Regions from separate parts of the Homo sapiens genome. Here region 1 is linked to region 2. Evidence: read pairs that join two places in POLR2A ChIA-PET (ENCODE). Cell type or tissue: K562. All regions are shown on one strand. Links, peaks and the distances in the headings refer to the core of each region. The heading gives the core; the rest is flanking DNA. Region 1 overlaps LOC107984934 (a long non-coding RNA gene). Region 2 has its middle 240 kb from the start of LINC01756.

Evidence for each region. ChIA-PET counts read pairs that join two places held together with the same protein. Peaks named below come from ENCODE experiments on the same cell type or tissue, not always from the same donor. Only the 100,000 strongest peaks of a DNase experiment are listed, where the experiment ranks them.
Region 1: POLR2A ChIA-PET joins it to region 2 with 6 read pairs; 2 of 35 experiments call an interaction of 5 or more read pairs at or near these places.

The regions. Positions count from the first base shown.
Region 1 is chr1:29,641,210-29,655,932 of GRCh38, forward strand. All of the region lies in intron 1 of LOC107984934 (a long non-coding RNA gene), which reads left to right. Among named protein-coding and RNA genes, the nearest start is that of LINC01756, 300 kb to the left of the region's middle. RefSeq lists an enhancer at 9,764-9,843. In K562, for the core only: no CTCF peak of the experiment used is centred there; a DNase peak (open chromatin) is centred at 8,622.
Region 2 is chr1:29,587,667-29,602,389 of GRCh38, forward strand. No RefSeq gene overlaps it. Among named protein-coding and RNA genes, the nearest start is that of LINC01756, 240 kb to the left of the region's middle. RefSeq lists enhancers at 4,131-4,962, 4,963-5,793. In K562, for the core only: no CTCF peak of the experiment used is centred there; no DNase peak of the experiment used is centred there.

The sequences.
Region 1 (14,723 bases), core at 7,110-9,609, 56 kb after region 2:
CTTTTTCCTTCTTTCTCTTCTTTCTTTCTCTTCCTTCCTTCCTTCCTCACTGCTGCCCCCATCCCTGACCTATTGGAGCAGCATCAGAGGGGCAGCTCATGCCCTTATTTCAACAGCCAATCATGGAGGGCACCTAGCTGGAGGCCTTCCGCATGCTGAGCACTGGACCAGTCAGGATAGGTGAGGCTATGCTTTAGGAACAAACACTCTCAAAGCACAGTAGCCTAAAACACCCAGATATTTATTTCTTGCGAATCCTACAAATCTACCAAGGGCAGGGTGGAGTAGCTGTGCTCAACATGTCCACCCACAGACCCTGGGGACAGTGCAGCTCTCATACCAGGGGAGAGGAGAGCTCTGGTGGGTTTGGTACCAACTATTAGGTGCTCAACAGGGAAGTGACACAGTATTTCCACCTGCACAACTCATTGCCCAGAACTAGCCAGAAGGTCTCACTTTCTGTCTCTCCAGGGGGACGGGAGGAGAGTCCCAGCGTGGTTCCTGAAGGGGGCAGATGTGAAAATATTTGGCGAAATGTATGACAACCTCAGGCACCATGGAGGTGTGAGTGGTGGTGACTCTGCCCCCACCTCCCTCCTCGTACCCCCTCCCACTCTGCCTGCACCTAGGGAACTTCCAGTTTCAGCAGAGGGACCAGGGCTGATTTTCTTCCCATTCAATCCCGGTGGCCTTGGTGGGTATAATTATCCCAAGGGAGTGGGAGTCAGCAGTTAAATGAATTGATGGTGATGACAGAGCTTGGAAGTCGCTGAGCTGGGATTTGAATCCAGGTCTGTCTGGCTTAAAGCCCAGTCCTCTCCTCCCTGAACCATAGTGTCCCTCATAGCAGTGAGCCTGGGTGAGATGCAGTGAGGCAGTCAGTCAACACAGCACTGCCATCCAGAGAACTCGGGGGGGGTGGTTTCAGGGGGGGCCGTGCCCTGATGGTGGACAGAATATGAGGGCTGGAGGGAGGGAAAGGCCAGCAGGTGCCCAGGCAGAGGAGAGGAGGCCCTAGGAGATGAAGGAACTGTGAGCAGATGGCCTGGCTGGGTGGATGTGGGAGGAAGAGGAGAGGAAGAAGGGAAGGGGAGGAGAAAGAGGATGATGAGGAGGAGGAGGAGTAGCAGGAGAGGGAAAGGATGGGCTGAGATAGAAATGGATTTGGGTGTCAGACAGACGTGAGCTTGAAACCCAAAGCTGCCATTTCCCAGCAGATTTTAATATTTGTTTAAATCCTCCTTGTTTGTTTAAAGGAAACCACTCCTCGTAAAGTTGATGCGACGTTTATGTAAGATGAGGCAACAAAAATATTTGGTGGAGTGTCTGATGTTCAGGGGCGCTCAGTAAGAGACATCAACACCAGCCTCCAGATAGAGAACGTTCCCTTTGTGCTAGGCCCTCTGCCAATAGGATTGCATCAATCAAGTCACCAAATCCTCAGAACAACCCCCTGATAAGATTCCATTGTTGTGTCCATTTTACAGGTGAGGAATACTGAGGCCAGAGAGGCTGATGCCCGCGTCACTCAGCTAGTCGGTAGATGGCCCTTTACTTTTCATTTTGGGCTTCAGAGCCTGACAGCCAAGCTCTGGGTGAAGGAAGCACACGCAGACCCCAACACCATGACCACCCTCCCCCTGCCACCATCCCTCCATTCCTGCACTCTGCCAAATCCTGAGCCTATCCCCAGATAGCTTCATTTCCCCAGAGAGGGAGCCACTTCATTACAAAGGTCCCTCTCCACAAAGACAGAACACGGAGGCCGATTAAAGCCCGTCAGCCCAGCATCACTTTTGTAATCGATGCTCTGTGACTGTGAATCGGGTGTCTGTCGGCAGCTGCCTAATTTTAGCTGGGTCTTTGCAGGCTTCTCACCAGGCTCACCCACCCCAGTGGATGGGCAGAGAGGTTCTGAGAAGCATCATTGATCTTTTGACTAAAGTGTCCTAATGAAATACAAATCTGCCATTTCTCACAGAGCTGTCTGTCGTGGTGGCACAGAAGAGATGCCACTGGGAGAGCCAGAACCATAATTTCATGTAAAACCCATCTTGCATGGTGCCCTGCAACCCACCTCTTCCTTGCCTTGACCTTGGCCCCCCAGTTCAGTCCTGGGAAATCGATGCCTTTTACTGTTTCAACTTTGGCACAGAGCGATGGGGGAAGAGCTGTCAATAGGTGTTAAAGACATTCCCAGTTGTGGGCAAGCTCCCTGTTAGGGGGTCCTGGTCTCTGGCAGTGAGTTGGCACTGCCAACATGTTTACTTGCATGGGGGAGATTCAGTGCCCCTGGCCGTGGGCATTCTGCCCAGTGTAAGTGACTAAGGAGGCAGCAGGGGTGAAGGGTTTTCAGGGCATCTGGAGTCCCTGGAAATGTAAAAAAAAAAAAAAATTGTCCATGGGGCGAAAGTGGGTAGAATAAGTAAATGCTGTCTTCATCTTGCAACCAGATAGTGGGGACTTTAGAAAAGGAGGGAGAGAGAATAGCAACTACCACTTGGGGACAGATGTTATGGTAGGACCAGGTCATCAGATGTGACTTGGGAGAAGATCCTGGGGCTCCAACTATTTCATCATGGAAGTGGGACCTCTAAGACCCAGGAAAGGAAGGGCAACCTTTTCCATGATCACCCCACAAATCAGTGGCAGGAAGAGAGATACAGATGTCCCCAGTTAGATTTTCAGCTTCTTAAGAGGAATTGTCCCTGTGCACAGAACATCGTGGAAAGAATATGATTTCTCTCAGCCAGCACTGAGTGTGCCCAACAGTCTAGATGAGGGGTCAGCAAACTATAGCCCATGGGCCATATGTGGCTCCACAGTCTGATTTTGTAAATAAAGTTTTATTGGAACAGACACATTCATTTACCTACTAAGTGTCTAAAGCTGCTTTCACACTGTAACTGCAAAGTTGAGTTGTTTCAACAGAGATGGTATAATACACAAAGCCTAAAATATTTACATTTTATAATTAAATATTTCAATTAAATATTAATTATAATCAAATATTTACAACTGTATAATAAAATTAAATATTTATAATTAATTACAATTAAATATTTAAATCTGGCCCTTTATGGAAAACATTTGCTAACCCCTTGTCTAGGTCCCTGAAGGGATCTTACACATAATTTACACAATGGTTTTATGTACATTTTAGTGTTATTATTGAAGTCAGAAACTTATTTTCAAATGGATCTGACATAGATTCCCCAAAATCTAAAATTAGAGCAGCAAAACTTTTCAGATTGCAGTGGAGAGGGGGCTGAGCCTGCCCATTCCTGGCCTCCTCTTAGCCTGCTCTGGTCCCCAAGTAGAGGTACTGGATAAAATATAGGACACCTGGTTATGTTTGAGTTCTAGATAAACAATAATTTTTTAGTATAAGTATGTCCCAAATATTGTATGGGGCATACTTACACTAAACAAATATTCATTGTTTAGCTGAAAGTCAAGTATAACTGAGAATCTATCCATCTTATATTTTTATTTGCTTAATCTGGCAACTCAACTTTTGAGCCACCACAGAGGAAGAACCTAGGTGAAAATGATTAGCCTCTGGAATAGATTTCAAACTCAGCTTGCCATTTCAAGTCTGGCCTTGGCCAAACTCTGCAGCGTCATCACCTGCCCTGACCTTCCCCCACTCCTTCCTGTATTAGTCCATTCTCACACTGCTGTAAAGACACAGCCGTGAATGGGTAATTTATAAAGGAAGGATATTTAATTGACGCACAGTTCTGCATGGCTGGGGAGGCCTCAGGAAACTTACAATCATGGCGGAAGGAGAAGGGGAAGCAAAGACCTTCTGCACATGGTGGCAGGAAAGAGAAGTGCAAGCAGGGGAAATGCCAGACACTTATAAAACCATCAGATCTCATAGGAACTCACTCACTGCCATGAGAACAGCAGGAGGGAGAATGTCCCTATGATCCAATCACCTCCCACAGAGAAGCAGATCTCTCCTTCAACACCTGGGGATTTACAATTCAAGATGAGATTTGGGTGGGGACACAAAGCCTAACCTTATCACCCCCCCATCCTTCACTCTCCAGCTCCACGGAGCTCTTTTTTGCTTCCTTCCACACCGCTGTTCCCCTGCCCAGATGCCTCCACAGACCCTGATCCCCAAGCTCAGCCTTTCTGCTTGGCCAGTTCTGCAGAATCACCTCTCATGAGGTGTCCATCTATAGATTCAGCAGGTGCAGGTAAACAGAAGCCAGGAAACCACAGATTCAGAGCTCCTGGCTTAGAGTCATTGTGGAGCAGGGATTCATGGAGAGGAGTGTAGGCAAAATCACGGGCATTTTTAAGCTACTAGTCAGATCTCTCTTTTTCTTCCTGAACACATGGAGTTGAAATCACAAATTATCCTGTGTCTACACAGGGCAGTGAGCCCTTTAAGGGCAGACATGGTATCTTTTTCAACTCAACTCTGCGGCTCCTCTTGTGATCCTGTGAAAGACAGGAAGGGAAAAGCAGTTCAAGAGGGAGGCCCAGCAGAAGCAAAGGCACCGTAGTGAGGGCGAGTGCCGCAGACCCCGGGAACAGGGCAAAGCAGAGGAGGAATGAGAATAACAGGAGGGACAGTAAGGCCCTGCAGAGAGAGCTGGGCTTAGCATGGGGCCCACGTGCATGTGGATTCTGACTGCCCACTTCTGGCTGCTTCCCTGAGCCTCTGTTTTCTCACCTATAAAATGAGGATCGTGATCGGCGCCTCACAGTGTTATTGTGGAGATGAAATAGGAGAATGTATTAGGTTGAATGATAGAAAGTTGTTGCTATTTCAACCTATATTTTCAGCCTACGAAATTGGCAATTTCACAGTGATTACCCTAATATATAGAGTGTTAATTCCTTGCATGGTGCCTGGCACATAGTAGATGCTCATTTTAATGAAAGCTCTTATTATGAAGGGTAACTACAGTGGGCCCTGCCTGCGGGCTAGGGCAAGTTTCCAGAGAATCCCAAAGCCAGAGCAATGAAGACCCCAGGAGGAGGTTGGCGTCCCTCTGCAGCCCTGACCGGCCCTTCTAGGGATGGGCTGTGCTTTTGAATAGTTAAGGGTCATGGCTTCTCTGCATCAGAGACTCCTGTCCCTGCTTTAACCTTCCCCTGCTAACCTGCCGAGAGCCTAGCATTGTCTCAAGTGGCACTGAAAAGCTTGTGGCCCGGCCTTGTGGCCTGGAGGATTTCCAAGGTGTCACCACCAAGCAGGTGCTGGTGGCATCTCAGAGCAAGGCCTGAGGGGCTTCTGCCTTCTCTCCAGGGGATTCCTCCCTGCTCCTTTCCAGAAGCTCAGAGGCTTTCACTGGTAACGTCAGGCCAGGTTCATGTGGGAACTGGATTTCTGGAAAGCAGACCTTGGCAGGGGCCCTGGAGAACATGTGAATTTCCCCAGTGACTGAGCTCCCATGGCTGCCTCTGAGGAGTGAAAAGGGGAGTGGGCAGGAACAGGACAGGGAGGGGAGAGGAGGTGATGGGCCCCATGAGGATATGGCCACTCTCATTCGCTCCAGGTGACTATTCAATGGGGCAAAATTATCCCCGAATCCCCTTTATCTCCATTAAGTGCTTCTAGGAAAGACTGACTTGATATTTTGGGTAGGTGGGAAGAAAAGTGAGAGACAATAATTTTCAATAGAAATTGCAGGATGAAGAAATCTCAGTGATTTCAGCTTTGGGTGCTTTTTTTTTTTTTTCTTTTTTTGAGACGGAGTCTTGCTCTGTTGCCCAGGCCGTAGTGCAGTGGTGCCATCTTGGCTCACTGCAACCGCTGCCTTCCAGGTTCAAGCGATTCTCCTGCCTCAGCCTCCCGAGTAGCTGGGATTATAGGCGGCTGCCACCATGCCTGGCTAATTTTTGTATTTTTAGTAGAGACAGGGTTTCACCATGTTGGCCGGGCTGGTCTCGAATTCTCGAATTTCTGACCTCAGGCGATCTGCCTGCCTCCGCCTCGCCTCCGAAAGTGCTGGGATTACAGGTGTGAGCCATTGCACCCAGCCTAGCTTTGAGTGCTTTTTAATGTCTCTAAATGGCGCCAGGTGAGGTGAGAAGCCAGGTCTGACACCCAGCCCTTCTGCAGAAGGTGCTCCAGGGTCCCCTGCATGTCCCTGCTCTGGGTGAGGGACCGGAGGCAGGGAATCTGGGTCCTGGTGTCATCCTCTGGAAAATGGGGATAACAATAGTACTCATCCCCTTGGGTTGTTGTTTGAAGGGTTTACCACACTGTTTATCCCACTCAGGACATTTTGGCTACTCCTACTATTATTTTATTATTATTATTCCTACAGTGCCCCCAGAAAAGTTGTGCCAATTCTTGTGACAGATGAAAGATTCTAAAAGCACCTCCAGAGTGCTTTAGACACAGATATGAGACCAAGTGAGCTGGCTTCTTGTCGTCTCTGACACCACACAAGATCTTACTGATCTAACTCTCTTTCTGAGTCTCAGTATTTTCATCTGTGAAATGTGCTTAGGATCTTATGCAATGGCTGACAACCCTTTTAGGTGATGAATTTGTGAATACAGATGTCCAGAAAGCAAGGCACTCTTTTAAATAGAACAGACAGACCTTTTGCAATCATTCAAATGACTCAGGAAAACTTGTTGGATGAAGTGAAGATAAACCTCATGCCTGGCTCATGATTTATTCTGAGTTATTTTTTGTCTACTGTACTTTCTATATATCCATTTGTTAGTTTAATATGCATTTATTAGAAAGCACCATGGGCAAGGTTGGGGTTTGGGGAGACAGAAATTCATTGTTTTGGGCAGTGGGAATGCAATTGTGAAAAAGGTAGACAAGGACTCTGCCCTGAAGGAGCTCACATTCTGGAGGGGGAGGTGGGATATAAGTAAATACATCAATAAATAGGTTGATTTCCGACCATGATGAGAGCTACTAAGGCAATAGCTGCAGATGATGTACAGGATTGAGGCCTGATGGACAGGAGGAGGGAAATGTCTGATAGGATGATCAGGGAGGGCTTCTCAGAGGAGGTGATGTTTGAATTCAGCCTTGAACAATGAGGAGCCAGCCATAAGGCTGCTGCGGGGGAAGAGAGCCCCAGGCAGAGGAACAGCACATGCAAAGCTCTGGAGGTGAGTGTGAGCTCGGAACTCAGAAAAGGCTGGTGTGGCTGGAGCGTAGTAAGGTGGGGAGAGCAGTAGGAGATGAAGTCAGAGGTAGAATTGTGAGGATTAAAAGTTCTCAGCCAAGTTTTCAGCACATGGTAGCTCCTTTTTAACTGTTACTTATTATTACCTATGATCACAGTGCTGAGACCTCACTTGGGTACAGGAAACATGGGTAGGATTAGAGAGAGGAGAACAATTTTGAGGATCTTGAAGTTCCTCCTGGACCCATGAATTTGTGAAGAAGAGGCTTGCAAAAACTTTGCTCATTTTAGTAGGGTAAATACTTTCACTTCTAGTCTTGTTTATATTATTAATTGGTTTAGCAAAACAATTCTTCCCATAGCAAACACAAAGGTGCCCAGAATTATGATCAGTTTTCATTAGTGAGATTTTATTGTACTTCAAAAGACAGATCTAAGTTTCCCTGTGAAAATGTAAAGATTAATTCAAGACTCAGAACTCATTTTTTTTTTTTTTTTTTTTTTTGGTTTTGGAAGTATCTGACAGTATTCTAATATTAGCAAAATTGTGAATTCAGCAGGATTTCACTTTTATATGCTTGGAAACTTCTCTCATCCTAGGCCCCTCTGCCTCCCAGGATGCCAGTCTCCTAGGGCTCTTCTAGGACGGCCTATCCAGGGTCCCCCAGGTTGGCCCTGGTTTCCCAAGGCTAGTCTTTTCCATGACTTACAGGACTGGAACCAGCGTTAAAGGTCAGGGAGCCCATTTCACAGACGAGGAAAGCAAGGTCAGAGAGGGAAAGAAACTACTCTTAGGATGCCTATCAGGAATACAATCTGGGACAAGGACATCTCCTCAAGGCTTGTTAAACCACAGCACATGGAGCGCAGCTGCTGTTGCCAGATACACAAAAGATCAGTTCTGCCAATAACTGGAATTAATTCATTAATGGATTCATTCTAAAGACATTCATTGAGCTGACAGGGTGCCAGAAAATGTGCAAGACACTAGTGAAACAGAAGAGAATAAGATTAAATCTCTGTTCTCAAGGGCAGGGAGTCGGGGTAGCTGGGCAGGGGGGCTGTGAACCGACGGAGACCAAGCACAGTATGCCAGTGGGCAGGATGGAAGGTTTACCAGAGAAGGTGACACCCAAGACTGGCTTTGCTGTGCAGGTGGTAGAAGTCATCCAAGCCAGAGGGAACCCCTGGGCAAGACCTGCGGTGGAGTGAGTGCGCAGCACTGAGGACCCTGCAAATATTCAGATGAGTCAGGCTGAGTGCAGTAGGGGTGTAGCTGGAAGGGACTGGATAGGTAGCCTGGGGCCAGATCACCAAGGCATTTGAATGCCTGCCAAGTGCTCAGTAACATTCCCTCCTCTCTCCATTCTGCAAAGAGCCCTTCATTTCTTTCCTGTTTGCTCCTTGATACTCCATGTTATTTTGGTTGCGTTGCCAATCCACTACCTCCCTTCCCGCGTAGGAGTGAGCATGTGACCTGGAAGTGACCAATCACAAGTTCCCATCCAAGTGGCTGCTGCGATTGGTGCAGAGGCAGGCACGTGGCTCAAGCCAGAGCAAGCAGAGCCCCTCTGGGGCGTCGTGGGGTCAGGGGTGTGTGTGGGTCATGAATGGATGCTGGGTGGGGAAAGGTCTCTCCTTCCTACGGGTCCACTGGCTGGGTGGCTGTCAGGCTGGTACTATCTTGGGCGTGGCCTCTCCACCCATCTGGCCATTTGGAAGAGAGTATGAGCTGGGCTTTTGACCTTGTATTATGTAAACGGGCTTCATACCCAGGTCTGAGTGCAGAGCCGTGCTCTGATCATGAATTGCCTAATTGCATGCAGTGCTCACCAGAAGCCAGTGCCCACGCACCTGCCTCTCCTGGCTGCCTCCAGCCCTTTCCACCCCAGCCCTCTGCCTTCCTGACTCATCTTTAAGTAAAGGCTTTTCTTCGCCTCCGTGCAGCGCTCCGAAGCTCTGCTTTCCTGGAAGAACTGGGACACCTCTATCCATAGTGTTCTCAGGAAGCCCAGACGTCTCAATTATTCATTAGTCTGACTTCTCCATCAAAGGGTCTGAAGTTCTAGAAAACTTTCTCCAGTAGCCTGCTGTGGGAGTCGCAGGGTCCTACTGTTTAGTGAGCCAGGAAGAGAAATGAGCCTGTTGCTCCCAAAGGGCAGACTGGCTGCTTGATCTAAAATAGGAGGGGAAGAAGGTTGACCTGGTTTGTGCTGGGTTTTTTTTGGGGGGTGGGTGGATGGCCTTCTAGGACTGTACCCCAGGGGGTTGGGCCAGGATTCAAGGCAAGAGCAGGGGACCTCTGGGTGCTGCTGGCACTTGCGGTGGGTGGGCAGGGTGGAGGGGAATGACTGTTTGGAGGAGAATGAAATCCTGCCCTGGCCTGTGTCCATCTGTGCACAGCCCCACGTGAGGGACCCTGGGCCACTAAGGTTCGGTCTCCCCTACCACCTCTGGTCTCTGTGAACTCCAGGACTTCATGACACCCCAGATCTATTTTTAACAAGCTTATTAACTTTAAAAAGTTTATTTGCATTCAGTTTTCACTCAACTAAAGCCAACAGCCTTTGCAAGCTTGCCTTATGGAAACTGAAAGCTGGAAGGGGCCTTAGAAGTCACAAGGTCTAACCCCTTTAGAGGGTTCCCCATGTCTCAGGAGAGGGTCCTATCTATAGCACAGGACTAGAGATCTGTCACATGCTGGCCCCAGGACGCTTCCAGCTCCACTCTGGCCACAGTAGACATTCCCCCAACATGTTATGAACCTGCACTGCTGTGGGCCTTGGCTCCTGTGTTGCCCCATCTGGAATACCCTGAAGACACTTCCCCTCTCCCACCTGGTCCAATTCTAAGCATCCACCATGAGATCGCGTCTCCTCCTTGGAACCTTCCTGATCCCACCAGGCAAAACTAACTGCTCTGTCTTTCATCTCCCATTGAGGTCTCAGCTCAAATGTTCCCTTCTCACAAAGACCTTCACTGACCCAACATCTGATGGGCACTGTCCTTTCCCCACCTCAATAGCATGACCCAGTTTTGATTTCTTCACTGTACCTGTCCCTACCTGGAATAGTCTTGCTGATGCATTGCTTATCTGTCTCTTTCTGCCTCCCCATTCCATGGTGTCAGCTCTTGGGGTGCAGGGACCTTGTCTGTTCACTGCTGCAGCCCAGGCCCCACACAGGGCTGCACAGGGTGGAACCACAGTGAGCCTTTTTGGGGTGAATAAGCCTGAAGTTGAGCCTCCTCCAGATCCCAGGTTCTGTCCCTCCACTGTTCCTGAATGGTTGCTGCTCTGGAGCAGAACACCCTCCCTCACCTTGGCTGCCCGTACTGGCCATGCTGGCTCTCTGGGGCAGCACGAGGAGTTCAGAGCCCCAGGCTGGACCCAGCCAGACCACTCCCCTGTGATGCTTTATGGTTCCTCTCCGGGCTCCTGAGATCAGCCACATTTTGAGAGTTTGGAGAAGGAACGTTAAGGCAGCCAAGTGGATAAATCACATTTTTAAAAAATGGGCCAAACATGGATTTACACAATAGCTTGTGACAAATGCAGCTTCAGGGGATGATCTGGCAGGAAACATCCACTTTTCCAAAGGGCACCACGGCCCTGGTAGAAATAATGAGGGCTTTTTTTAGGATTGTAATTATTCCCAGGTGCTGACAGGCCAAAGATCTGATCACTGCTGTCACTCAGCACTCACGTGTGCACCCAGCAGGCTCTATTCTTGGGACTCCAGGTAAGCGTCCTGCTCCCAGGGGTGGCTGGCATGTCCAGTGTACGTCCTCGTGGTTCCTGACCCCCTCCTGCCCACGCACAGTCTTGGAGGGAATAGGGCACGGGAGGCTCCTGTGAGCGCAGGGCCAGGGAGGCAGCAGATCCTTGGCCAATGGTGTGTCTTTTCTCCTGCCACAGCTCTAGGGCAGGGGAGGCTTCAGGGTCTCCTGAATGTATCCAACAGGCTCATGAGGCTGGGGGTGCAGTGATTAGTGATCGGGGCTATGAGGCTGTTGCTCAGCAGAGAAATAAGGGCCCCTACTGTACAAGCTGGAAAAGGCTGTGGTGGCTGCCCACCTGATGCTTTGATGGTCCTGAGCGGGGAATAGAGGCCTATGGGAATGCTGAAGGCTGAATGACGCGAGTGTTGGATTCTGGGAGAATTGTCAGTGCCGACCTCTCTGCAGGAGGGATGGACTCACTCATGTGGTGCAGCTGCAGAGGGCCAGGCACAGCCCTTGGCCTTGGCATCTGTATTAGGCTGTCCTTGCATTGCTATAAAGAAATACCTGAGGCTGGGTAATTTACAAGAAAAGAGGTTTAACTGGCTCACGGCTCTACAGGCTGAACAGGAAGCACAGTGCCAGTATCTGCTTCTAGGGAAGCCTCTGGAAGCTTGCAATCATGGTGGAATGCAAAGAGGGAGCAGGCAGGTCACATGGCAAAAGCAGGAACAAGAGATAGAGAGTCTGGGGGAGAGGCCACACACTTTTAAATGACTGGAATCTCCTGTGAACTCAGAGAGAGAGCTCACTTATCACAAAGGAGGTGGCCCAAGCCATTCATAAGGCACCTGCCCCCATGATCCAATAACCTCCCACCAGGCCCCACCTCCAACAGTAGTGGATTACATTTCAACATGAGATTTGGGTGGGGACAAATATCCAAACTATATCAGCATCTCACTCAGGGCTCACAACAGCCCTGTGAGGTATGTGTTAGCCCATTTCCCAGATGAGAAAAGTGAGGCTCAGAGAGGCTAAGCGACTGGCCCAGCATCCCCTGGTGAATCCCTCCTCCACCTTTTCCACCTGGAAAAGACACCCAAACTTCCTGGCTTGTGCACCAGCCAGAGATGCCCCAACCCCACCACTCCAGGGCTGGAGTGTGAAGGGGGCTGCAGGGCAGGCCATGGGACCTTGGTTGGGTTCTGCTCACTGGGAGATGACTGAGGACCAGTGGCGTCTCTCTCCTGCCCCCATGCCACAACTTCCTGCAAATCAAAGGGAGATTGAAGCAATTATATGGACAGCAAGGGTGAAGATTATGGCTCTGGGCCAGTGCCTGAGTGGCTCACAGAGCTCTGGGACCAATGGGCTTCATGACATCCCTGCTCAAGGCAGCTCTGCCCCAGGCCCAGAGCAGCTGCTGGCTCCACTCATGCCCGGCTCCACCCATCCTTCTTGAATCCTAGAGGGCCCACTGCCCCGAGGAGCCCTCCCTCCACACTGAGCTCCCCTAACTCTGCCTCAGCCTTGAGGGGGATCTTGGTTCTGTACCCATCAGTTCCCCTGCACTGGGGGAATTCAGGACCCTGGACAAGATCCTCAGGGGCCAAAAGTTCAGGAGCTGAAGCTACTATCTGAAGGACCCATCTGGCCTGGGTCCTCTATCTACTGCCTCCACCTTGGACCAAACTTCACTATATCTGCCTAGACCCTGCAATCGTCCCCAATATGTCCCCTGTCTATTCTTGTCCCCTCTTCCCATCCATTTCTATAGCAGCCAGGAGGTTCTTCATAAAAGTTGAAGCAGAGTAAGTCCCTCCCCAGCTTAAACTCTCTAGAGGCTTCCCTATTGCACTTCAAATGAAATCTGAATGCTCATCAAGGAGTATCCACTATCAGTCAGGGTCTTAGCAGGGAGCAGACCACCAAGGACCAATGGGAGAGGGTGATTGAAGGGAGGGTAATGGAGGGCAATTCACCAAGGTGTGGCAGGGATACAGGAAGGCAGCAGGGGATGGTGAGGCCACTGGGGGCCGGCAACAGTGGGGGGCTGTTTCCATCCCGGTCCAGAAAGAAGCTGTTACCAGACCTCAGAGAGAGCTGCAGCCTCAGAAGAGGGGTCACCAGATGGAGCTGGGGCTTCAAGAGAGAAAGAGAGCCATTGCAGCTATAGTTAAGAGGGAGGGAGCCAGGGAATAAGCACCCAATATCTTTCTACTCCTGTTACTTGGTCTCCTCTGGTGCTTCTAGAACACACAGAAGCTGGGGCACAAGAGGGCACAGGAGCCCTATTGATGCCATCCATTCAGATCAGTCTCCTGGCAGGAGGCTGAGGTTGGGTCTGGAGGGCACTCAGAGGATGGCAGCACATGTAGCCCCAAGGTCCACCCGATCTGCCCCTGCCTGTCCCTCTGACCTTGTCTCCTGCCCTCTGCTCTCACTGACTGTTTCCACTACACTGACCTCTGCTCAGTAATATGGTTTGGGTGTGTGATCCCACCTCCCACCCAAATCTCACATCAAATTGTAATCCTCAGTGTTGTAGGTGGGGCCTGGTGGGAGGTGATTGGATCATGAGGGTAGTTCTCATGAATGGTTTAGTACCACCCCCCTTGGTACTATATAGTGAGTGAGTTCTCAGGAGATCTGGTTGTTTGAAAGTGTGTAGCACCTCCCACCTTGCCCTCTCTTCCTCCTGCTCTGGCCATGTAAGATATGCCCACTTCCCCTTTGCCTTCCGCCATGATTGTAAGTTTCCTGAGGCCTCCCCAGAAGCAGAAGCCTCCATGCTTCCTGTACAGCCTGTGGAATCGTGAGCAAATTAAACCTCTTTTCTTTATAAATTACCCAGCCTCAAGTACTTTTTATTTTATTTTATTTTATTATTTTTTTTGAGAGAGTCTCACTCTGTCTCCCAGGCTGGAATGCAGTGGCACAATCTCGGCTCACTGCAACCTCCGCCTCCTGGGTTCAAGTGATTCTCCCACCTCAGCCTCCTGAGTAGCTGGGAGTACAGGCATGCACCACCACACCTGGCTAATTTTTTGTATTAGTAGAGATGGGGTTTCGCCATGTTGGCCAGGCTGGTCTTGAACTCCTGACCTCAAGTGATCCACCCACCTTGGCCTCCAAAAGTGTTGGGATTATAGGCATGAGCCACCGCACCTGGCCTCAAGTACTTTTTTATAGCAATGTGAGATCTGACTCATACACTCAGTTTCTCAATTACGCAGAATGCATTTCTGCGTCAGGGCCTTTGCACCTGCTCTTTCCTCTCCCTGGGAGGTTCTTCTTCCTCATCCTCTCATGGCATTGAGAGCTCAGCACAAATGTCACCTCCTCCTAGGGGCTCTCCAGACACTCATCCAGCTCTGTCCCCGCATCCTCCACCATCACTTCTGTTGCATTGTGTCCCTTCATTTGCACATAGCACACATCTCTATCTGACGTTTGTGGTTTACTTCTTGACCAGCTGGTGCATCAGCACCAAGAGATTAAGACCAAGTCTCTTTTGTTCCCTGTCATATCCTCATCACTGAGGGCAGTATCTGCATCCACAAAGTGATTAAGGAATGCTTGTTAAATGACTGTCTAATAACCAAGTGAGAGGGTAATGGGTAAGAGCACAGACCCTGGTGTTGGGACATAATCTGGGTTTGAAGCCCAGCTCTACCACTTTCTTAGCTGTGTGCCTTTGGTCAAGTCACTCAGCCTCTCTGAATGACTCAGTTTCTTCATCTGTTAAATGGGAATAATAAGATAACACTCCCCTCTGGGTTGTTGTGCAGATTGAATGAATAAACATTTGGCACTGAACCTTGCCTGTAATGGTAGGTGGTAGAGGGGCATTTGCTATTTTCCTTATTGTTGTCC
Region 2 (14,723 bases), core at 4,231-6,730:
AGCCCCAGTGAATGCTCTGGGCATTCGATTTCCTCTTCTCCCCCTATCTCCTGACTTACCCTGCTGCTTCCCTGCATGGAATGCTATGCCTCTTGTTTCCAGGAATCTGTGAGAATAAACATTTTCCTTCATGACAGTCATTTCCATATCTGTGTGTCTTGTAAATACCTGATTAAAACAAATCCTGGGTACATTTTAAAACAGCTGAAAACTGGCACATCACTTTTGTCATATTTTATGAGAAAAAGCAAATCACAGGGCCACCCCAGATTCAAGAGTTGGGGAAATAGACCTCACCGCTTGATAGCAAGAACAGCAAAGTCACCTTTCAAAGGACTGGATAGAGATACAAATTGAGAAGCACAGTGGCTGTTTTCCAATCAATCTTTCACTTTTTAACATCTCATTATTCACTATTTATATTCTTGATAAAAAACTGTCAGGAAGGTAGAAATAGAAGGGAAATTCTGCCAACTGAGAAGAAGCACCTATGAAAAACCAACAGCAAACATTGTACTCAATGGAGAAAGACTGAATATTCTTCCCCTAAAATCAGGAACAAGGCAAGCACATCCGCTCTTCCACTTCTACTAAACATTTTACTTAAAGTTCCAACCAGTGAAATACGGAATGAAAAAGAAATTAAATGCATCCATGTTGGAAAGGAATAAATAAAACCTTTTAGTTAAAGACAACATGATAGAGCTAAGTGAGTTTAGCAAAGTTTCAGGATGTAGGACCTATATAGAACAATCAGTTGTATTTCCAAATACCAATAGCAGAACAATCAGTGATTGAAATGAAAGTTACCATTTAAAACAGCATCACAAAATGTAAAATACTTAGAGATAAATCTGAAAAGATGTGCAAGACCCATACACTCTGAATGAAAAACATTACTGAGATAAAGAAGATCCAAATGAATGGAGAAATAAATATTATCCATGGGCCACATGATTTAATATTGATAAAATGGTCAATTCTCCCCAAATTGATAACTAGGTTCAAGTCAATCCCAACCAAAAGTACAAGAGGCTTTTGATTTACCAGCTGAAATTTACAAACTCATAAAAAATTCATATGGAAATGCAAAAGACCTAGCATAGCAAAATAGAAAACTTTGAAAAAGAGAAAAAAATATAGTTGGCATCATCAAAACAAGGCGGTGTTGGCATAAATGTGAACAAAAAGATTTATATGGAACAGAATAGAGTGTTCAGAAATAGACCCATTCATATAAGAACAACTGATTTCTGACAAAAGTGCAAAGGCCATTTGCGGAGAGCTTTTCCAACAAATGATGCTGGCACAATTGGATGTTCATATGCAAAAAAGGAGAGCGTTCATTCATACCTTACACAATATAAAAATTTAAAGTGGATCATAGACTTAAAAATAAATCCTAAAATTATAAAACTTAAGAAGAAAACAGAGGAAAAAATCTTTGTTACCTTGGATTAGTCAAGGATTTCTCAAATATAACACCAAAAGCATGACTCATAAGACATTGATAAATTTGGTTTTATAAAAATTAAAAATGTTTTTTGAAAGACACTGCTAAGACAATTAAAATACAAGCCATAGATTGGGAGAATATTCTCAAAGCATATATCTGATAAAATATTTACATCTAGGGCATGTAAATAACTCCCAAAACAAGCCACCAATAAAAAACAGGCAAAGGATTCACATATCAAGAAGACATGTGAACGTAAAGATGTCCAACATGAAGATGCTGGACATCTTTAGTCATTAGGAAAACATACATTAAGAACCACAATGAGATACCACTACACATCTGAGGTATCAGAATGGCTAAAATTAAAAAGATCATACCAAGTTCTGTCCAGGATGTGGAGGAACTGGTACTCTCATGAACTGCTGGTGGGAGGGTAAAATGGTCCAACAACTTTAGAAGACAGTTTGACAATTTTTTTTTTATTATGCTTTAAGTTCTGGGTTACATGTGCAGAACGTGCAATTTTGTTATATAGGTATACATGTGCCCTGGTGGTTTGCTGCACCCATCAATCCGTCACCTACATTAGGTATTTCTCCTAATGCTATCCCTCCCCTATCCGCCACCCCTGACAGGCCCTGGTGTGTGATGTTCCCCTCTCTGTGTCCATGTGTTCTCATTGTTCAACTGCCACTTATGAGTGAGAACACGCAGTGTTTGGTTTTCTGATCTTGTGATTGTTTGCTGAGAATGATGGTTTCCAGCTTCATCCATGTCCCTGCAAAGGACATGAACACACCCTTTTTTATGGCTGCATAGTATTCCATGGTGTATATGTGCCACATTTTCTTAATCCAGTCTATCATTGATGGACATTTGGGTTGGCTCCAAGTCTTTGCTATTGTGAATAGTGCTGCAGTAAATATATGTGTGTGTTTGTCTTTATCTCGATGTGGTGATGGTTTCAAGGATGTATATTTACATCAAAACATAGCCAATTGTACATTTTAAATACATGGGGTTTATTTCATGTCAGTTGTATCTTAATAAAGTGGTTAAAAAATTCTTATTCAGATCTCCTGCTACAGTTCAGGCGGAACATTTCTGACAGGAATCAGGTGAACAGGTTGGGGAATAAAGGAGAATTTACCCAATTGTCCATGACCAACCCCATGTCTGGGCAGATGGCTCCTCATTCAGGAAGGGTCAACAAAAAAACAAAAACAAAAGCAAAACAAAACAAAACAAAAAACAAAAGAGGGAAACTTGAGCCAGGGCCCTGCTGGATCCTTGGGACAGAGAGAGGGCTCAGTTGGGCCCTGCCCTGGGCAGACCTTCCCTGGGAAGTTGCATCAGAGAGCTCAAAAGAGAGAGAGAAGCTTGGTTGGAGGGGCTGTTTAATGAGGAATGCCAAAGGAGTGGGATTGTAGAACCTGGGGACAGAAAATCCCTGGAAGGATGAGAATTATCTTCAAATACATGTGCTGCCATGTGGAATATGAAGTAGATGCCCTCAATGTGGCCTGAAGGAAGGACTTTCCAAGTCAAAGCTGTCCTGAGATGTCTTGAGAGGTAGTGAGCTTCCCATCCTTAGGGGTATACAACCAGGAGGTGAGACAGGCATAGTAGTGAAGTGCTAAGGCTTTGGCATCAGACAGATCTGGATTTGAATTGCAACTTGGGTGGTTCAGTGCAAAGGACTTCCCCTCTCTGAGTCTCAGTTTCCTCATCTGTAAAGTGGGGTCATAGTACCATTTAACCCACTGGATTATTAGGAGGCCTAAACGAAGTCAACTCCATCATTTATCTCGGATGATTAGTGGTGTGTCCTTCCCTCTCCTTGCTCTCCCCCAGTCCCTTCCTCCGGAGATGATCTCTGTTGAGTCACAATCTCCCCCCTGGCCTTCTTTGTGCAGTGAGCTGTGGCATTGAGGTGGCATTCTGGGTTTCCTGCTCGCGCTGCCCACACGCGTATGAGGATGACTGACTCACCCTTCCATGGGCTCCTGGATGCACAGATTCAGTCTTTCTGAGGAACAGAGACCCCTTTCCAGGAGTGATCTGGGAGCTCCTCCTCCATCCATTGCACAGGGCTGGCTAGCTGCCCTCTTGATGATCTTCCCTGGTCTCAGAAAATGAACTTTAATTTTAGGCAGAGAAAAAGAAAAAGCTCATAACCTGTATGTTGTAAATGTCGCTCCAGGGCTCCCGGCAGAGTGCCCAGTCAGTTTGATCATTTCTTGGGCTTACTCAAAGGCCCCCTCTGTGAGTGATTGGCCACTTAGCACTTGTTAATGGATCTAACTTCCACAGACTTTTTAGTGTTTTCTTGGAATTGATCTTTCCGTGAAAAGTATGCTTTGGAGATGTGAAATAACCATCACAGAGCCTTAAATGAGTTACACTTTATCAAACAAAGAAAAACAATGCACTTGAAACAGGTGCTGCAAGGGAAATGGAGGGCTGTCTCACAGAAGACCGGGAGGGCAAGTGGCCATGTGTTGTGTGCCTCTGCACTCCTGCCTTGCAACAAGTGCCTGCACTTGCGTTCTCCAGGGGGCTGTTACGTTCTGGATCATTTTCTCTGCTGTGTGATGTGGCATTTGCTGCTCCTATCCTTACCCCAGCTCTGCTGTTCTCTGGGTCATTCTCCCACTGCTGGGGGTGGGGGTGTGATGGCTTTGCGTGGTGAAGGGAGGTGGAGAGGGGTCCCACACTCTCCTTTAATTACTCCCCCTCCTCTGCTTCCCCATCCTGGGCCATATGTGGAGAAATGAGCTCCAGAGACCCTGGGCAAAAGGGGGTGCAGAGGCCCCAATCTTCACCAGCGATTAGAGAAGGGAGACGAGGCCCCTGCTCACCCATTCCCCACACAAGGGGCCTGAGGAGGGGGCTCAGTTCATCTAAGTGCCCAGTTGTCAAATGTTTACCGAGAGCCAGCCTGTGCCTGGCTCTGAGCCGGGACTGCAGATTCAGGAAGGGCTGGTGCCCAGGGTACAGGGGCAAGGTACCCACGGGATCTGCTACTGTCTCTAAGAACAAAGTTGTGCATGGGGCACTCGGGTCTTAGAACCAGCAAACTTGACCCTCCCATGACCAACACAACACAGCCCCGCCCGAGACAAGCGGGTCCCCACGCTGCTTCCAGGTCATGTGGGTCCGTCATAGCCATGGCCCCCCTCAGCCCAACTCAACCCTGCAGGTGGAGATTGGGCTCAGGTGGGGCTTCTGTGCCATGACCCCGCCATCAGCTCTGCTCTGTGGTCAGTGTGGGCTTACTGAACCCTGTCCATGTGGAGAATCAAGTGGGCAGATGAGAGTTGGAACCCAGTGGAGGGGTAGGGGCAGAGGCAAGGCTGGTGTGGCATGAAGGTTAGGAACGCAGCTGAGGACAGAGGAGACAGCTATAGAAAACTAATGTCACATATTCTGGAGCATCAGAGCTGGATGACCTCGACATACACCCCAGTGGGCGGCTTGACAGGCAGGAGCACAGTGGGGAGACCCGAGACCTGCTGGCATCTGAGCATCAAGGCGGTGCTGGGGTGGAAGGTGAGGGCCCAGCAGTGAGTGCAGGTGGCAGCTGTGACATAGAGTCACATGGGCCAGCTTTGTAGTGAGGAGGAGAGAGACCTCCCCCATGGAAGGGGCTGGGGTCTCAGGGTGACCCACAGGGGCTCTGGAAAGGGCTGCAGTGCCAGGCAGTAAAACCAGGTGGGCAGCAGCTGTATGTTGAGGGGTGAGGAGTGGGTCCAGAGAAGGGTGTTTGGTTTCAGGTGTAGCCTGGGCTCAGGGCTCCCCGCTGGCGGCTGCATTCCCAGCCTGGGCTGCACAGTGAATTCCAGAGCCTGCCAGTGGCAGGAAGTGAGCTGCTCATAGACTTCCTGCAGTGGCCTAGGTCTGGATCAGAGAGAGACAGAGATGGAGATGGAGCCCTGTTTATGGCTCATCTTCCTGAAGCTGGTGCGTTGGAGCCACGATCTCACTGAATCGTCCCAACCTTCCTCAGGGAAAAGAGGTGGAACTGTGCTGGGCAAGGCAGAGGCCCAGGGAGGCAGCCCAACAAGTCAGCATGGAGAAGGAGGACCTGGGGAAGGGAGGCTGAGCCTCCAGGGCTCCTGGGACCTGGACACACCTGCCCTGGGCTCTCGTGCAAGGCCAGCTCTGATGCAGGGGGGTTGGATGGGCTCTGAGAGCTGCTGCTGCTGGTGCGCAGCCCACATATTGAGCAGCAGGGGCTGAGAGAGGTCATCTTTTATTTCACAGCATTTATTTCACAAGCATTTCTTGAGGGCTCACTATGTGGGGGGTGCTGGGATACAGTGGGGTGCAAGACAGGCTTGGCCCTGCCCCATGGAGCTCGTATTCTAGCTGAGTGCACAGACAGGAGCAAGCCAATGGTCATACTGGTGTGTGTCTCTCTCTCTCTGTCTCTGTGTGTGTGTGTGTGTATATACATACATATATAAAATTATATATATATATAATTTTAGTTTTTTTTTTGCAGTTTATGGAGGGGAAACTGAGAAAGGGAAAGGAGGTATTTTTTTCCACTTTCCAGATGAGAAAGCTGGGACTCAGAGAGGTTAAGTAACTTGCCTGAATGACACAGACGGTGAGTGGCAGAGAAGAGTGCAGACCTGTGAGTAAGCACAGTGCTTCCCGGGCTCCACTGCCACAAGGGTGGCTGTTACACCCCACTGTCTGCCCCAGGTGATGCTACAGAGAGAGCCTTTATGTGAAGTGATCTCTCCTCACTGCTGAACTCTTCTTTCCAGGGTGTGTGGGAAGGGGGAAGAGGGAGGAGAAGGGGGCAGGTCTAGTTGGGTGCGGATCTGGGGCTGGTCTTAGGGGTGCATCTTGCAGGGCCAGGGTCAGAGAACAGTTTTCATCCAGGGCAGGCCATGGCACTGGGCCTGGAAGGTTGCTCCACAGTGGAACCCAAGGGGAAGCTGAGACCCAGGCCCAGGAAGGCTGAGTCCCTCAGTCAAGGCAGAGAGATGTATGTGGGGAGCAGTGCCTGGTTAGGGGCAGGGGTCCTGAGAGATGCCTGAGCACCCCATTGTGTCCCATGGTGTCCTCTGGGACTGGCAGTACCCAGGCCAGGCTGGGTGTGGCTGGGTCTCCTAGCTAAAGGAGGCCATGGTGCCGCCTCTCTCCTGCACTCTGGAGCTGCTATTGGCTGTCTGCTGATCCCTCTGTCCCTGATCCACTCCATTCTTGGCTGTTAGCTTTCTGTGTGGCACTCTCCAGGGCACTGGATTTACCTCTTTTCTCTGTGCAACGCTGGTGTCACACTCCTCTGCCTGCCACTATGCTGATCCCAGCACCTGCAGGACAGGGAGATGCACCATGTTAGGGAGGCTGTTCAGCCCTGACGGAGGCTAAGGCGTGTTACTGCAGGGGTTGCAGCGGGCTCTCCATTTGCATCCAGGGAGGCAGGACACCTTCATTTATCAGCAGCGGGTCTTTTGTGTTTATCTCCTGGATTGAGTCTCTTCTTGAAGATAATAATTAAAGCAGGCACATTAAGGAAGTAACAGCCCTGGGGGCCTCTGAGGGGGACCAGGATGGGGGTACGATGTCGACCAAGGATGAGGGGCTTGGCTACCAGTGCAGGAGATGCTGAGGAACAGAGGCCTCTGTGAGTCCAAAAGCTTCCTTCACTACAGGGAGAAGGGGGCCCCAGTCTGTGCTTTCCATTGAGAGGTGTTGAAGGGAGGGTAGTGGGGGGCAGGGGAGGGCGCCCTGGAGGAGAAGTCAGGCCCACAGGGCTTCCAGTCCTGGCTCCACCACTTCCCTGCTGTGTGACTGTGGACAAGTTGCCTCCCCTCTCTGGGCCCTTTCCTCATCTGTAGGTGGGGATGGTGCTTCCATCAGCCCCTTCCTCCCAGGGTGATTGTGGGGATGAGCCCTCCAAGTGGCACAAATGGACACCAGGAGCACGTGGCAGTGAGTGCAGTGGTTGGGGCAGGGACTGGAGGCAGTCACCGGCCTGGGATTTAGACCCAAGCTGTGAGCTCAGGAAAGTTCCTCAACTTCTCAAGGTCTTGGCTCCCTCAGCTGAGAAATGGGTTACTACCAGTTCCTTCCTTAGTGAGTGGTCATGACGATTACTGATGTGGTGCAGCACTCTCACTACACACACGCATGCACGTGCACACACACACACACACACACACACACACACACACACCCCTGGCCAACAGGGGGTGGCCTCCCAGGCTTTCCCACGGGTGCGAACCCAGGGTGCATCTGTGCTCCTTCTCTCCATAGACCCCGGCCTGACCCCAGCTGCCAGTCCACAGAGCCCAGTCCCACTCTGCTTTGCTCTCTTTGCTGTGCCTACTAAAATAGTTTACTCCCCTTTCTCGACCGTGGCCCAGGGAAGGGAGGATGCTTGCGCCTGGAGTCTGGACTACATTTTCTGAAAGAAAGATTGTTATTCATGGTTATTAGCAGTACAAGCCATTAGAGCTTTTTGACTGACTAACCCCAGTCTACAGCAGAGTTTCATGAAAAGATATATCCTGAATTGCAAAGATCTTTAGGAACACAACACTCCTAAATTATTGGAGAAGCAATGCATATCCATCGTGTACCTCCTGAGTGTTAGGCAGGCTAAGGTCTTTGCGTATGTTAATGCACTTTCCACAGTGACCCAGTGAGATTGGTGGTGTTTAGTGTTATTTATGGTTTTTCTCCCCTGGCATATATTTATTTCATTATTTAAATTAATACTTTTATTCTGAGATAATTGTAGAGTTCTATGAAGTTGTACGAGAGACACAGAGGTCATTCCCTGCTCTTCCCCACTAAGTATAATGATCAGCTCTGGAGGTAACACAAGAGACTCCCAGAGGAGCACTCAGAAAAGAGGAATGTGACTGGTTAAGGACCCCAGGACTGGAGGAACAGTATAGTAGCGGGCATCTCAGACCCCTTCACCCACCCAGGAGACCCAGGCCCAGAGTTTCTCTACTGCTCCCAACAGAAGGTGGCCCAAGTAGGCTTCTTCCTCCCCACTGGATTTAATGAAAGCTCCACCCATGACACCAGCAAGGAAGCACCCAGCTCAGGAAGTCCTCCTCATCCCTGTGGGAGAATTTAAAAGTTTAATTTATAAAAAGAAAAGGAGGAAAACAGAGAGATTTTGTGTACCCTTGACCCAGTTTCCACCCATGGTAACATCTTGTAAAACTATAGGACAAATTACAACCAGGATACTGACCTTGGTACAACCCACCCATCTTACTCAGATTTCCAGTTTTTACTTGTATTTTGTGTGCGTGTGTGTGTGTGTATTTAGCGCTATACAATTTAACACCTGTGTTGGTTTGGTTATCTTCCACGATAGTCAAGATTCAGAATAGTTCCATCATCAATATACCCTCCTATTGTGCCTTTAAAATCACCCCTCCCCACCCCCACTGCCCGCTTCTCCCCTATTCTAAGCCTTGGCAGCCTGTTCTCCATTTCAAACCCTGAGCAGACAAGGTATGGGAAGGGCAGTCCAGACCAGGGTAAGGTCACACGCAAGGTGTGGGCCACAAAAAGGCCCAGGTAATGGATGGTGAAGAGAAGGGGCTGGACTCCCAGCCTCAAGGAGCTTTACAGAAAAGCTACCAACTTAGGAGCAAGGAAGAGAAATCAGCATGGGTACTGTACAGACGCATTTCATTAGGGACTTCATCTCACTCTCACCGTCCCCCTTGAGCTCTCATCTTTGGCAATCCAGAGGTGAGGTTGCTTGCTTGCATTCCTCTCACTACAGCAGCTGCACTGACTTTTGCTTGTGGGTCACTCCTTTCCCTACTCTGTCTGTGAGGCTGCACCTGTAGCTCAGCAGTGGGCTGTGGGACTAACGCTTAAACTAACCTGTGCAATATATCTTTCTAGCACAGCCATCAGCTCAGGGAGGGCAATGATCCAGGGAACCACCGAGATCCAATGGACATTTTTCAGGCCTCCTGCAGAAGACGCTCTTGCTCTTCACCACTTGGAAGTTCATGGTCCACAGCTGTTGCCATCACCTTAGATGCAGCCTAAGAATGAAGACAATGTGTGAAGGAGAAATGGAGAAAAGCTAGGTCTTGGCAACATCACCAAGAGGCCCCTTCAAGCCATTTCTGGAGTCAACTTTTTCAGAAAGTTTCCATTACATGAATCAATGGAGTTCCTTTGGCTTAAACCAGTTTGGGCTGAGTTTTCTGACATGTGCAACAGAGAAGAAACTTAACTGGTTCACAGACCCACAAAAATCTGCAAAGCAGAAAAAGGGCTTTGCAGAAGGATGCAGGGGCCCCCTCAGATCCCAAATATAGAAAGTTCAGCCAGGTGTCCTGGGGTCTAGGAGTCACCCAACAGTGACCCTTCCCATTTCTCTCTGGGTCTTCCTCTGTCTCCCATACTGGATCTGTGGATAATCCAGGTCTATTTCCTTTTGGTCTTCTTCCCCCTCACTGTAGACTGGCTTCTCTGCTCACTTCCGATCCAGCATGGCCTCACCAAGATGATTGCCTCTAACCCACAGCCACGTGCTCTTCCAGCTGGCCCCCACAGCTTCGTGACTGTCTCTATGTTCCGAATGGAGATTCTCTGGAGAGAAAATTGGATAATGTGGCCAGTGTGGGTCAGGTGTCCTCAATACTGTATAAGCTAAGGGTTGGTAGGTGGGTGAGGAGCAACTTAGCAGGGTTGTAGGCTGAGCAGGGAGGCAATGGAGAAAATAAACAGGAGAAAACAATCAATATTTCTAAAAAGATGAGAATTGTAGTTTGTATTCTTTAGATAAGGAAAGTGAAGCTCAAAGACGTTCAAGATCCTACAGCAAACAAGCTGCGGCATCATGACTTACATCCGAGGGTCAGCTGGACTCCAACCTCCAACACCCACTGCCCAGCCCCCTTGCCTTTTTTTCTCTTCTTCCCATCCACTCCTTTCACCTGCCACTTCCTGCGGGGCCAATCCAGGCAGGAAATGGGGAGAAACTGACCTCCCTGGAGGAGAGTTCATAGGAGCAGCTTTCTGGGCTTACAGCGGTGAAGATCCATCTTTGGCTCCTCAGTAGAGGGGACATTTGCAGATTCTCACAGAGCCATGCACCTGAAGCAGAGCTTTCCTTTCAGAGAAGGCCTGAGGAAGTCAGCACTGAAGAATCTACGCTTCATTATTCACACAAGTAAGAGTTTAATTAAAATTTCATGACGGTCATTGTGTTTTACCCGAATGGCTAACTGATGGCCTTGCATTTCTGCCTGGGTCCAGCAGTCCCACCACTGAGTTCTTCATCTGAAATCTTTCCACCTCCACAAATCATTTTGGATAACAAGCCATTTTGTAATTGCCACAAAGTTCAAAGTGGAGCAGACTTCTCTGCAGACACAATGCCCCAGTGACTGTCGCTTGAACAAGTCCCTCTTGGGAGCAGGGCTGGGGTTTCACCCAGTGTCTGCCGGCCAGATAATCATGCCCTCCTTTTCCAGGAGACAATCTCAGACATTTGCTTGGTGGGATCAGTGGGATGATTTCAGGTAAACATTGGTCAGGAAGGATTTGAAGGGGAGATTCCAGGAGGCTGTCCCTGGAGGTTACTGGAAACCATGTCTCTGCAGACAGGGGCAGTGGGAAGGAGGGAGGTATGTGTGTTCCCTTCTCCTCTGACCCTTCAGGTTCCTTAGGGGCATGTGGGTGACCTTGGGGCAGTGGCTTCACCTCTCAATGCCTCAGTTTCCCCACCTGGGAGGCAGAGCAGATGAATCCTCCTGACAGGGTGGTTGTGAGGGCCACGGGGGTGGGCCTATGGGCAGCTCTCAGTATGGTTCCTGGCAGCAGGTGTTCAAATCTGTCAGTGTCGGTGACTTGAGTTGGGTGCACAGATGACTGTTGACTGGGGTGAGGTGTGGTACCCTGGCTTCCAGCCCTCACCTGTCCCACTACTGACCATCTGAGGAGGCCCCGGGCACCCCTGGGCAGCAGGAGAGTGGGTCGACATTGAGATGGCCCAGAGGTGACACTCAGAGATGTGGGCAAGGGGCCTTCCTGCCCAAACGACAAGATAGTTGTGGGGCAACCCCCGCCACCGCTGATGGGAAGGAACACTCAGCATTTATAGAGGCAGGGGCAAGTGAGTGATGATCAGAGGGTCAGGCCAGATGTTCCAGCAACAAAGCAGACAGACCACTGTGTGGCTTCAGGCAGGCTGAGCTCTACCCACCATGGGGGCTGAGGGCAGGTGAGGAGGGTGGATCCTGACTAGGGATGAAGGGAGCATCCCTAAGATGGCAGAAAAGGGACAGAGCCTGAGCTCAGAGCCCAGGTCAGGTCCTGGGAATGAGAGTGCAGCAGCTGCTGCAATTCCCTTCGGTATCTGCATTCGCTATTGTAGGACTCGCTGATGGAAGAACTGAGCAGACTTGCTGGTAACTGGAGATGTTCAGTGTGGTGTGGACTTTGGGAGACAGGAAGGATGCTATGGGAGGGGCTGCTTAGGACTGACTCTATTGAGCATCATAAAGAAGGGAAGGAGAACCCATGGGGGTTCTTGGGGAGGACATAGATCTGTCTTTGGAGGATAAGACAGCAAAGTTAAAGGAACAACTGGACTCAATTGGGAGATCTGGGTTCTGAGCCCAACTCTCTCTCTAAACAACTGTGTGACCTGGGGCAAGTCACTTGCCCTCTCTGGACTTAATCTGCACATCTACAGAACAAAATCACTTCTAAAACCCCTCCCCTGATTAGGCCTTGACTCTACAGGGTTCTGTATGATGCCTGCTGTACCAACCCCCCACCCCACCCAATTCTCTTAAAATCCACCTAGTGGCTTCCCAGCACAAGCTGCCTTCTTCCAGGAGGCAAGTAAGCACCAGGAACCCACAGTGCTGACTCGGCAGCCCTCCAGGTCACTGTGTGATGCCGGGTCTGGTGGTGACAGGGCTGCTCGGTTCATTAGAGACTAGGGCTAATGTGTCCTCATCCTTGGAGGTGCCATTACTGGGTAGTTTTGGCAGCCTTCTCTGTGGGAAAGGAGAAAATGGGGGAGAATGGGCAGGGAGAGATGAACCTCACACCTAGAGAGAAGAGGCTGAGGCAGCAAAGTTTTGTGCTGGTCTCAGCTTGGAGACATAGGTGCTAGAGGGGAGACAGCTAGGCTCTTTTATTTTATGTAATAGGAAACTCAGCTCATCCCAGCTTGAACTCAGAAGGGAGTTAATGGTTTTATGCCACTGAAAAGCTCAGGGATGCATGGCGGGGCCTTGTTGCAGGGGCTCAAATGATGAATCCCATCAGTGCCTCCTCCATATTTTAAAAAATCTCTTCCTCATGTGAGGCCATGTTCAGATCCCCCTTCTTGGTGGCCAGATGATTTCCATCCAGACTGGAGTCCAGCAGAGAAGAAAGACCTTTTCTTCCCAATAGTTGATCAAAGGTCCTAGCTGATTCCCCTTGGTTACACACTCAACCCCGAACCAGTCTGGATGGCCAGAGAGGGGGAATATGGTGGTTGGCTTGATCCAATCAGGGATCATCCTGGAATTGGGAGGTAGGATTAACCCTGCTTAGGTTCAGGGATGGGCTGAGAGTAGGAGGGGGGAAATTCTGGGCACAGCTTTCCCAGTAAAAGGGTCCAAGGGTACTGGGTGGCAAAAGCTCACAAATATCCTCTTCTGGGCTTAGGATGAAGGTCATGAAAAGCAAATGTTTTAAACAAAACCAAGAAGGAGAGGGGAAGAAAATCCTAACATCCATGAAGCATGACTGATTTCATTTCATCTTCCCAATCATCCAATAAGATTGCAACTACTATTGTCCTAAATCTAGAATCCTATATTTTAGTGCTGGAAGGACCTTCAAAAGCACCTGATCTGATACCTTCATGCTTATAAATAACAGAAGAAAAATGCAGAGAGGTTAAATGACCATCTCAAGGCCACACAGGTGAAATACCCAGGTCTTCCTAGAGAAAGCTCATCTCAGTAAGCATCCACCTGCTCAGAGCTGCTGTAGAATTACAGTGAACTCTCGGCAAGAAGAGCCTCTCTGTTGCTCAAATCAAGCAGGGCAGCCCGTGGGCCAGAGTCCACTTTGACCTAGGCTTGGGGGAAAGGGGGTCCCTCACCATCTCTCTGGCCCCTCCTACCTCCTCCCCTGCAATGAGCAGCTCCTATCTTAGGAGATGCATCCCGCTGGACCCAGCCAGAGACCTCTCTCTGAGGATCTTGTGACTCTTCACACCTCACACTCCTGATTGCACAGATGATCCCAACCTCTGCCACTCCTACTTCACCTCCCTGTGGGTCTGTGAAGTTAGGAAAGTTAATTCCAAGAGTATGAGAAATGATGAAGCTCTTCACAGTCATCTAGTCAAAACCTTGTATTTTACAAGGGGGAAGACTGTGGCCCAGAAGGAAAGTTCATTCCAAGACAGGCAGAGTACTCCAGGTGGAAGGCCTCCTGGCTCCCACTCTACTGCTCTCCCACCACACCACTGGCCTTGCAGGCTGTGCCAGTCCTGAGCTGGAACTCTCATGGCCCTTGGTGGAGACCATCAACTACTCTGATGCCTACTTACACAATGACAACCTCTCCCCCTTGAACAGTGTTGCCCTTTGCAAGGTGTATACACTCTCCTGTTTACACATGAGACAACTGAGGGAGTCACATCAGAGATCAGGACCAACCCCCTGCATTCCAGGACCGAAGCTTTCAAAGAATTTGTGTCACTTTATCCTCTTTTGATTGCTGATAGGCTGGCATCACTGGGACTGTTGCCTTCGTTATGGATGAGGGAATTGGGCTAAGAGAGGCCCAGCCACCTGGGCTCCAACACAGAGCTGGCCAGTGGTGAAGAGGGAGTGGGCCAGGTTTCCAGGAGTCCAATCTGGTGCACTGTCTACACCCCCCAAAACCTCCATCTCCCACTGCTACTTGTATACTCAGGAATGCTGTGCCCAGAATGATGGAAACCTGGCCAACAGAGGCCTAAACAAATTAGGGATTTATTTTTCTCACTTCAAGGGACATCTGGTAGTGGCCACTAGTGAAGGCCCAGCAGCTCCAAGATGCCATCAGGGCCAGTCTCCTCCTCTATTTCCCCTTCATGTCCTCCATGTGTGTGGATGCCCTGAGGTCACAGCATGGTGGCTGCTCCTTCTCTGGGACCCAAGTCCCCTGTCAGGATGGGCAATGGCTGTTCTAGTGGAGTCCTGCAGGCTTTCCCAGAATGCCCTGCAGCAACCTCTGCCCCTCTCTCATTGGCCGG